Regions from separate parts of the Homo sapiens genome. Here region 1 is linked to region 2. The links are chromatin contacts, found by Hi-C or POLR2A ChIA-PET in ENCODE. All regions are on one chromosome and are shown on one strand. Each heading gives the region's core, a stretch centred on a gene start or an enhancer-like site at or near the end of the contact. The rest is flanking DNA. Distances are from core to core; before and after follow the strand shown. Region 1 holds the start of FAM111B (FAM111 trypsin like peptidase B). Region 2 has its middle 16 kb from the start of GLYATL1.

What was found. A loop is a pair of places that touch in the nucleus more often than their neighbours do. ChIA-PET counts read pairs that join two places held with the same protein, here RNA polymerase II (POLR2A). Pooled maps may share reads with other maps.
Region 1: a loop to region 2 is called in a pooled map, with 8 times the contacts of the local background. The contact joins the promoter of FAM111B here to the enhancer-like site in region 2. A Hi-C loop is called at or near these places in 7 of 50 pooled maps. POLR2A ChIA-PET finds 5 or more read pairs at or near these places in 5 of 52 experiments (Caco-2, H1 and WTC11).

The regions. Positions count from the first base shown.
Region 1 is chr11:59,104,883-59,109,243 of GRCh38, forward strand. FAM111B (FAM111 trypsin like peptidase B) reads left to right here and starts at 2,355. Exons shown (of 4, transcript NM_198947.4): 1 at 2,355-2,414; 2 at 3,786-3,830. LOC105369315 (a long non-coding RNA gene) reads right to left here and starts at 1,843. Exons shown (of 3, transcript XR_007062680.1): 1 at 1-1,843. RefSeq lists enhancers at 2,244-2,333, 3,474-3,523.
Region 2 is chr11:58,921,680-58,925,990 of GRCh38, forward strand. It overlaps a transcript of GLYATL1 not described here. Among named protein-coding and RNA genes, the nearest start is that of GLYATL1, 16 kb to the right of the region's middle. Within about 2 kb of position 1,786, at least 2 of the 41 ENCODE cell types and tissues checked have a DNase peak (open chromatin) inside an H3K27ac peak, as active enhancers do.

The sequences.
Region 1 (4,361 bases), core at 1,105-3,604, 180 kb after region 2:
AGCTGGGCATGGTGGCAGGCTCCTGTAATCCCAGCTGCTCAGGAGGCTGAGGTATGAGAATCGCTTGAACACAGGAGGTGGAGGTTGCAGTGAACCGACATCATGCCACTGCACTCCAGCCTGAGCAATAGAGCAAGACTCTGTGTCAAAAAAAAAAAAAATTCTCAGTTAATGGCCAACATTGTTACCATCATAAGTCCCAGCTTCCCTGTCTTCCTGTCATCATGTGTTGAATGTCCACTTCCCTCCTTATTTTTCAGTTGGAGTGGATTAGCATCTCCAATTCGACATGTCAAAAGTAGAATTTTACACACACACACACACACACACCCCACTCCTGACACACACAGCATCTCTGTCCTCAGACTTCCCCATCCTTCTAGTTGCTCAAGTCAAAAGCCCAGGAATCGTCATTGAGCCCTCTGTTTCTCTTATTTATGGAACATCCATAAGCAAATTCCAAGGGCTGGCCCTTCAAAATAAATGTGGAATCCAGCCATTTCTAACACTTCCACCATTACCATCTGAGGTCGGGCTCCAACATCTTTGCAATCCTGGGACAGACTCTTAGCTGCCTTCTCCCTTCCACATCTCTTCTTGTCCTCCCAGAGTCTTTACCCCGCACAAACGCTGCTAGGGTGATTTTTTAAAATATGTCAGGGTATATTACCCCCCTGCTTCAAATCCTCCATTTAAAATAAATTTCACATTTATAGCAAAATCCAGACTTCTTCATATGGCCCACCAGGGGCTTTATGCTAATGGAATGTGCAGATGCTCCTCCCTGAGGAGCACCTTTTACCAGGGCAAATTCTCTATCTCCAATGATGTCAGGCAATTTCGACAACACCATTCTCTACCATCTCTTGCTTTTCATAGATTTGTTTCCTCCAGATTCTACAAAAAAAGAAGATCAAGTCTCCTTGTGCAATGATTTACTCTCTGATGTATATTGGTGCCAGGCACGTGTACTGCTTTCAGATGATTCAAGAATAACAGCGATTTAAGAAAGCTGTCGTTAAGTTTTCTCTTCTCTTTGTCTGTATGACATTATTTTTACAATTATACTTCCAAAGTTTGCTCTTTCCGAACACCTCAAGACCCGTGTAATTTAAGCAGTGATTTTAGGGGTCTCTGTATATTTTATATTAATTTCAGAAACATGCTCATGATTATTCCACCAAAACTATCAACTGTTACATAAACATCTGTCCTTCTATGAGTTACAAAATAATTGTCTCCATCCCCACTTAACCATCTTCTCTCCTTCTTTGAGCAACTTCTGAAAAATAACACCCAATACTGATGGCATCTCATTCTATTCAGCTTCTCAGACAGTAAGACGTTCTTTTCTTAAACAGTAAGATGTTTTCTCAAGCCCCATGCAAAGCACTTCTTTGATATCAGTTTGGGGAGGTCGTACTCTGGAGCCTTCATCCAAAGGGTAAAGTACAGCACTCAGTAATGCGCGTCCTGGGAACGAGGCCTAAGCAGTGCTGGCCACTGCCTCCTCCAGGCTGGCATTGTCTGTGTTCGCCAGCCCCGCCGCGAAGTTAGCTCATTTGTGATCAGGCCAAGTCCCTTTAGATTTCACGCAGACGCGGGTGCAGCCTGCTCTGGGACTTGAAGTCCGCTGGAGCCTGGGCCTCTGCATTATCCGGGTGGAGCTCTCTCTGCTGCTGCCGCCAAAGGATCCCGCCTGGATGCTCATCCCGCCACCGTCGCCCACCCCGCCGCTGCAGAAAGGCAGCAACTGCCACACACCTAAGCAACTTGGCGGGCTATTCGCCCTGCAGCTGCCGCCAGCGCGCGGCTCCCGCCAGCGCGCTGGCAATCAAAAGTCGGAGAAAGCGCGAAACCTCCAGGCACCTCCCACTCCGCCCAGCTACCGCGCAGCTCCTCCCTAGCCTCCACTGGGAGACAGGGGACGCCCATGAGCGGGAAAGAGCAGGGCGGTGATTGCTTAGTTTATCCTGGGACACGGGAACTGGCCGTGGACTGAGTGGTGCCGGGGAGGGGATCACTGAGACCGGGAAGGGTCATCCAGACAAATAGGGAGGGTGGGCGGGTTGGCGCGCAGTACCCTCGGCCCGGCCTTCAGACCCACCTGCGCGCGCTGCGCGCTCATCCGGTCCTTCCCTTCAATCACTGTCTGGAGTGATGATAATTGGCTTCCACAGTGGATGAGAGATGAGTCATTTACATCCAATGAGAGAAAAACAGCCTCCAGAGACTCTTCGTCCATTGGCCAGCGAGAGTGTCAGTTCCCAGGCTCCTGCCGCGCACGGGCGAGCCCTTCTAGGCGGGAAAAGTTCAGCTGAGAGATATAAAAGAGCAGTCTTTCCAGCACCTGCAAATCCAGAGCGGCGGGCACTGACGGGCACTTGCACCGTGTGGACAGACTCTCCGGTTCTGTGAGTGGTTTTTCTTTTCCCGGGTCGGACCTGGAGTTCTTAGGGGGATGGCTGACAAGGGCAGTAGGCAGAAGGACCTCAGCCCAAAGTCAAGGGGGTTTTGGATGGGGAGCTGGGCAGCCGCCCGTTGTAATTCCCTTCCCCCTGTCTCAGCTTCAAAGGCCAAGAGTTGTACTCCTGAAGAGATACTTAGAGATCATCTGGGTGTTCCTGAATCTCGAGAGGGTCGTTTGACCCTGGTGGGTCCTTTCCCTGCCCGGTGCCGTTCGCGCCCATAGAAGGAGACCAGGTTCGGTTAAGCAGAGCAGAAACTATTCACTGATCAAGGAATGGAGTAGGAGAGCTCCTGCTCAAAGTGCCTGGAGTGTAGTGTGAGGGTGCTTCTTAAGGTCTTTTAGGGCAGGTAGTTGGAAAGCAAGGATTTCTGGAAAGAGACGGGGCTTTCCAGAAACAGCTGAGTGTGGCAGTCTCCTATTTTCTGTTGCCACCCAACACTACATGTGCCTAGCAAGCTGCGTTTCTCCCCGAGGCACAGATTGAGGTATGGTAATCAGCAAGGATTCAGGTTAGGGTAGCGCTTCTAAGTTCGTTTCCCATCTTGTAGCACGGTGGTTACTGACATCCAGTCTCTGTTTCTGTAAGCAAGCACAGCTTCAAGCACAGGTTACCTTCATAGGTTCTGGGGCTTTAGGAAAGCATTGAGGTCATCCTGCGGTGACAGAGGCAGCTGTTCAAAGAACTTGGTGCGCCTTTGAGGCGGGGGTTGTGGAGTGAGGCAGGTAAAAATGCAGATTCCATAGCCACACCCCGACATACTGAATCAGAGTCTGTGAGGGTGGGATCTGGAATCCTTTTTAAAAAGCTTAGAGGAACCAATTCACACGAACAATAAAAGTTTCATCTGAGCCAAAGTCCTTAATCTAGAAATGAGGAAATGGGGATCCCTAAAAGGGTTACAGGGAGAGGGTTGGTGGAAAGTTAGACTATGACAGTTTTAGGGTGGTTCTTTCCTGGCCTTGGAAAGTTTTCTCAGCTGCTGCTCTGATCAGTACACAGCTGAATGCTTTAGGGGAACCCTCTTCATATATCCAGAGTTCCCTCTCTGTGCAGGTCTCCCACCATGTCTTTGGCCTGTGACCTCTTGTCACCTTAGTCTCTCAGCTTTGTCTCCTTAAATCTGGAATTCCTACTGGTTTTGTCTTGCTGCCCTTCCTTGCCACACTGGCCTGGAATTCCTCAAGGTAGTCTGCTAAAGTGGATTATAGGATACATTTCAATTGTCACTGTCCTTAATTGCATAATGTCCAGTTCCTTGCAAACCATTGTTTCATATGTTTTGCTCTTTTTTGTTTTGTTTTGTTTTCATACTAGGGGGAAATCCAGTCCCTGTTACTCCATTTTGGCCAGAAATTCAAGGTAATGACTTTTAATGTTTCTGACTGCTAGTTCTATCTTCTCTCTCACTTCTGGACCTGTCTCTATTCACTGATATTTCTAGTCATTATGGGTCATATTTATCCACTTTTTAAGTGCCTGCTGATTTTTTTATTAGATATCAAGCTTTGTTAATTTCACAACTTTGGGTGCCAGAAATTTTTACATTCCTATCAATATTCTTGAGCTTTGTTCTAGTATGTTCATATTTTACATGGAAACCATTTTATACTTTCGAAGCTTGCTTTTATTTATTAGGTGGGAGCAGAACTAGGGCTAATTTTGTCCTACTGCGGAAGAAATACCTTGCAGAGTAGTCTCCCTGATACTTCATGAATTATGAAGTTTTCTAGTCGGATTTTTGGGAATTGAAATTATACACAGTCCTGTATGAGCCTCAGAAATTGTTACATCTGCTTCTTTTGGGTACTTCTTTTCCTGTTCCTTTTCAACAGTTTCGTTCCACTCATGCATTGACCAAGCTGAAATCTCAAGGGATACCCACTGCAGATC
Region 2 (4,311 bases), core at 536-3,035:
CCAGCTTCTCTTCCTGTGAGGTCTGCCGCTGGCTAATCAGCCTTTTTCCCAAGCCTCCGTTCAGCCTCCTTCTTTGCCTTCTGATCTCAGTTAATGTACACCTTGATAGCCACTTCAATAAGCTGAGTAGCATTCATGCCTGCAAAGCCTTCTAACTTCAGCAATTTCCACTTGATATCTCCCTGGTCTGCCCTACGAATGCCATATTCACCACGCGCTGATTTTCAGCAGCCTCAGGGTTAAATGGAGTGTATAACTGGAATGCCTCACAGAGTCATAAAACTGTATGGGCCTCTCATCTGCACATAGTAGCAGCTCTGAGATTTTCCCCACATTGATTGCCTTTTTCCTGTCATCTCTTAACCCTTGCAGGATTGTCTCTTGTTAGCTCTGTGGGTGCTGAAACTGGGTTGCATCATTTGGATCCCAGTGGTGATCCTCTTCAAGAAATTGGCCCTGTGTATATGCCTGGGCATCAACTGTGCCTGCAGGTGCATTGGCTTCTGGCCAATGGAGGGCTGCCTGGGTTACTCTCTGGCGCTCCTCAGTGTTAAATAGCATCAGGTTGAGCTGTTTCAGTCTGGCCCAGTTGGATGGTGCGTTAGGAAGATAAACTGCATTACATCTATAAGGGCCTAGGGCTTCTCTGTGTCAGAGGGAGTATGATGCTACCAGTTTAGGAGACCAGTGGTTCAAAAAAACTGGTAAATGAAGGTTTGTTCTCCTCCCTGGATGTGGCCATGCTCATTATAATAGGTGGGTCCTCTTCTTTCCCTGAGAGGCATTTGCATAACTCAGGTGCAGCCAGACCAGAGATGGCCTGCCTGATGTTCTGGGCCTTCTCCTTTAACTTCCTGAAGCTCCAATTCCTCCCTCTCCGGTGAGACTGGGGACATGTATCCATTTGAGCTTGACTCCTCAGGGGAAGTTAGCCTTGGTAAAGGGTGGTAGATTGGAACACGTGAGGTGACTGCAAAACTGGCTTTTCTTGCCTTTCCTGTGACTTTGCCTTTGTCTCTTTACCTTCCTATGCCGTTGATTTTTCTTTCACTTTGGGTTTGGCTTGAGCTACAAGCATTTTACAGTATGCTGCCAGACAGGTTTGCAGCCATGCTGGTTGAATTTGAATTCTATTTAGCCATAAATCGATATAGGAGAATTTGTCTGGATGCCCTGACTGTCCTCCAACCGTGGTCATCACCTTAAATACATGGCCAATTGTTTCCCTATCTATAGTGCCTTCAGCCAGCCAGCCAACACTAAAAGAGAGTCATACTATTTCACAGAGAGTTCTTAACATCTGAGGGGTTACCTTGACTCCATAATTCCTCACATAGCCTTTCTTAAAATTTTTTAACGTGCATTCTAATGGGGTGGGTCTCAATAATTTTCTTCCTATTTCCTCCCAGTTATGGCACAGCACACTTGCTCAGACTTTTGCTTCAGACCGAATCCCTTCTGAACTTGGGCATCCATTTCTCCATTTGTCAATCCCCAGGATTTTTACCAGGTCTCTGAGGCAGTGATAGAATCAGGTGAACATCTCAATGTGAGATGCACGTAGAATTGTAAACTTCCTTCCTTCTTTCTCACTCTAGAGGGAAAACAAACTACGTGCAATTGCTTTGAATGACTTTGGGTAAAGTCACAGGGGAGCTGCCTGCTTTTCTGAATGAGCCAGATAGTCTGGGGTTTAAACGCCCTCTAGAGGTTTCTCATTGGTTACTTTGTTTACACCTTACGGAAATGAAGTAGTGGCCCGCAACCAGTTTGAATGGTTGCGGGAGGGGACCAAACAGAGGTACTTTCCCTTTTTCATCTGCAATGCAGTGGAAAGCGGGAATTGGTGGCATGATTTGCAAAGGGAGTAACCTCTGATCCTTTTGTTACTTGATTGTGGAGAGGTGGGATTTTCCTTTTGATTGAGTTCTAGGAAGTGAGTGTGAATCATCCTTAGGTTCCCTGCCTCCAGATCCTGTTCTGCCTCACTCCTTCAGATCTGGGGCATCCCTCTCCTTGCCAGCCTGCCCCTCCCCTTGGCTCCCAGGAGGCTCCTCAAGGCTGTCTTTGATGACTCAGGAGAACCTGAAGTGGGGAAGGCAGCCAGGTCTTGTTTAAATTCTTACAATATATTTTAAGACAAAAGTCTGGCATATCTTGTCAGAGTTTTCTACATAGATTACCTGTCACCTGTGAATTAAGATAATTGTACTAATTTCTTTCTTATCCAGAAGCCCTTTTATTTCTTTCTCTTTTTTTAATTTCACTGGCCAAAACATCCAGTGAGGTATTGCTTCTCACAAGATGGCATTAGCTGTGGGGTCTGTCCACAGACCCTGACCCAAACGACCTATGAATAACTCGTACGCTGAGACACTGATACTCTGTTTTGCCAGTCCTGCTGAGTGTCCGACCGCCTGCACACCAAGAGAGGTTTGTCACTGTGGCTGGCCCTGAGCAGCTTGCACTCCAGGCATTTATTTTGTATAGAATTAACAACAGAAGCTTTGAATAAACACACTTATGGATAATTAACATGGTTGATTGTAGTTCTACTAACGATTAAAACTCAGGTACCATGGTTTAAAGTAAATTCCATTAGGGGGCAATATCTTTGGTCAATCTCACCCTGAGAGGGCCATCTGGCTCAAAGATTAGTTAGTGGAGGTAGGGTAATCAGACTTAACCGGGGAAGCCTCTATTGTCCCTAGTATTTACCCTATGACCTAATGCTCTAAGGTAAGAACCAGCTGCCTTCAGCCTGTTTAATTATTACAAGCTATGTAACATTTTGGCCTTCCAAAAAGGTTTGTAAACTATTCCCTGTTGCTTTCCCTAATGTTTCCCTTTAATATTTCTGGCACCATTCTGAGTGAATCCCAACATTTCCCCGTTTTTGTTTTCGGTATCATGTCTTTTTGATTTCAGATTGCAGATATGTACAGCCATAGGATTGTCAGGTGAGGTGGTCACTGCTCTTATTCCGGCTTTGCATCCTAGAATTAGCAAATAATACAAGACAATTATGAGTACAATTAGCAACATTTGTTTCCAGTCTAAGAGTGACCGGTAGTGTTACCTGGCATCTTAGTTTGGTGAGTACTGTTGCTAAGGAACCCCACTGAGGGTATGTTAACTCCTTCCAGCCAAGCAGTTATGTCATTAGAAGCTGGAAAGGGAGTATTTGTTTAAGTAAAAGGGCTGACAAAAGGCAGATTCAGAAGATGAGCTTAATAGAGTGTAGCAGGTATAGGTAATAGGCAAAGTGAGAGAATTAAAAATGAGTAAATTATTTGGCTTAGCCTTCTGCTTCCTTAGCATAATGTGTGAGGCCTGTGCTGTTCCTGGAAGCCACATTGTTGAGGCTGTGGGTCCTTAGGGTTTTTCCTAGGCTGGCTTGAGTTTTTTTTCTTTCCATCCTTGGATGAGGATACAGTCTCCAGGCTGGTGCTGGTGTACTGGAAATTCTAGGGGTGGTACCTGTGCTAAGAGATCTTTATAATCTTTAAAGAGCAGGATAGTACTTCAAGAAAAACTTGTGCTTCATTTTAATGTCTAGTTTACAGAAAAAAACTGGATACTTTTTTAAATTTAGCCAATATGTTTACATATAGAATTTTTTACAATTAACATTTTACAACTTGCTTAGACTTTCAAAACAAAAATTATACATTTCCTGCATGAATCCCTTTTATAACATTCTTCACGACTTTCACAGACAATTTTTGACATGCCTTAACTTTTTAACTCTGTTTTGTAATCTTCCTTACTAAGGGTGCATTCTTATATTAATAACTTTTTAAATATTTCCTTTTCCTTCTTCCCACTTTCTTTCCTTAGTCTTTCTTTTTGTGTCTCTTTCTGATCTGTTTCTTCTAGTTTCTTTTTAAATCATTCTTTCCCTTTATTTCTCTTTCTAGGGGTGGACATATGCACACATTCTTTCTCATGTTAATAATTTATTTGGACCACACCATTTATTACTGTTCACATTTTTCCATAAAACTGCTGGTTTTATGCCTTGAGAGGTTTTAGCAAAGTGTTTTTCTACAGCTGATTGAAATTTGTCATCTGAATTTAGAAAATTATGGGTAAACAAGGTTTGTGCCAGTAGTGTTGCAGGGTCTTTACCTATATTCCCCTTTTTCTGATTTTTTACTATTGCTTGACCTTTGGAGTTATATGGGATGCCTGTGGAATGTTGAATATTCCACGTGTGATAAAATTGTTGAAATTGTCAGCTGGCATAAGCTGGTCCATTATCAGCTTTAATCTTTGTGGGCTATCCTATAAATGCAAAAGTTAAAAGAT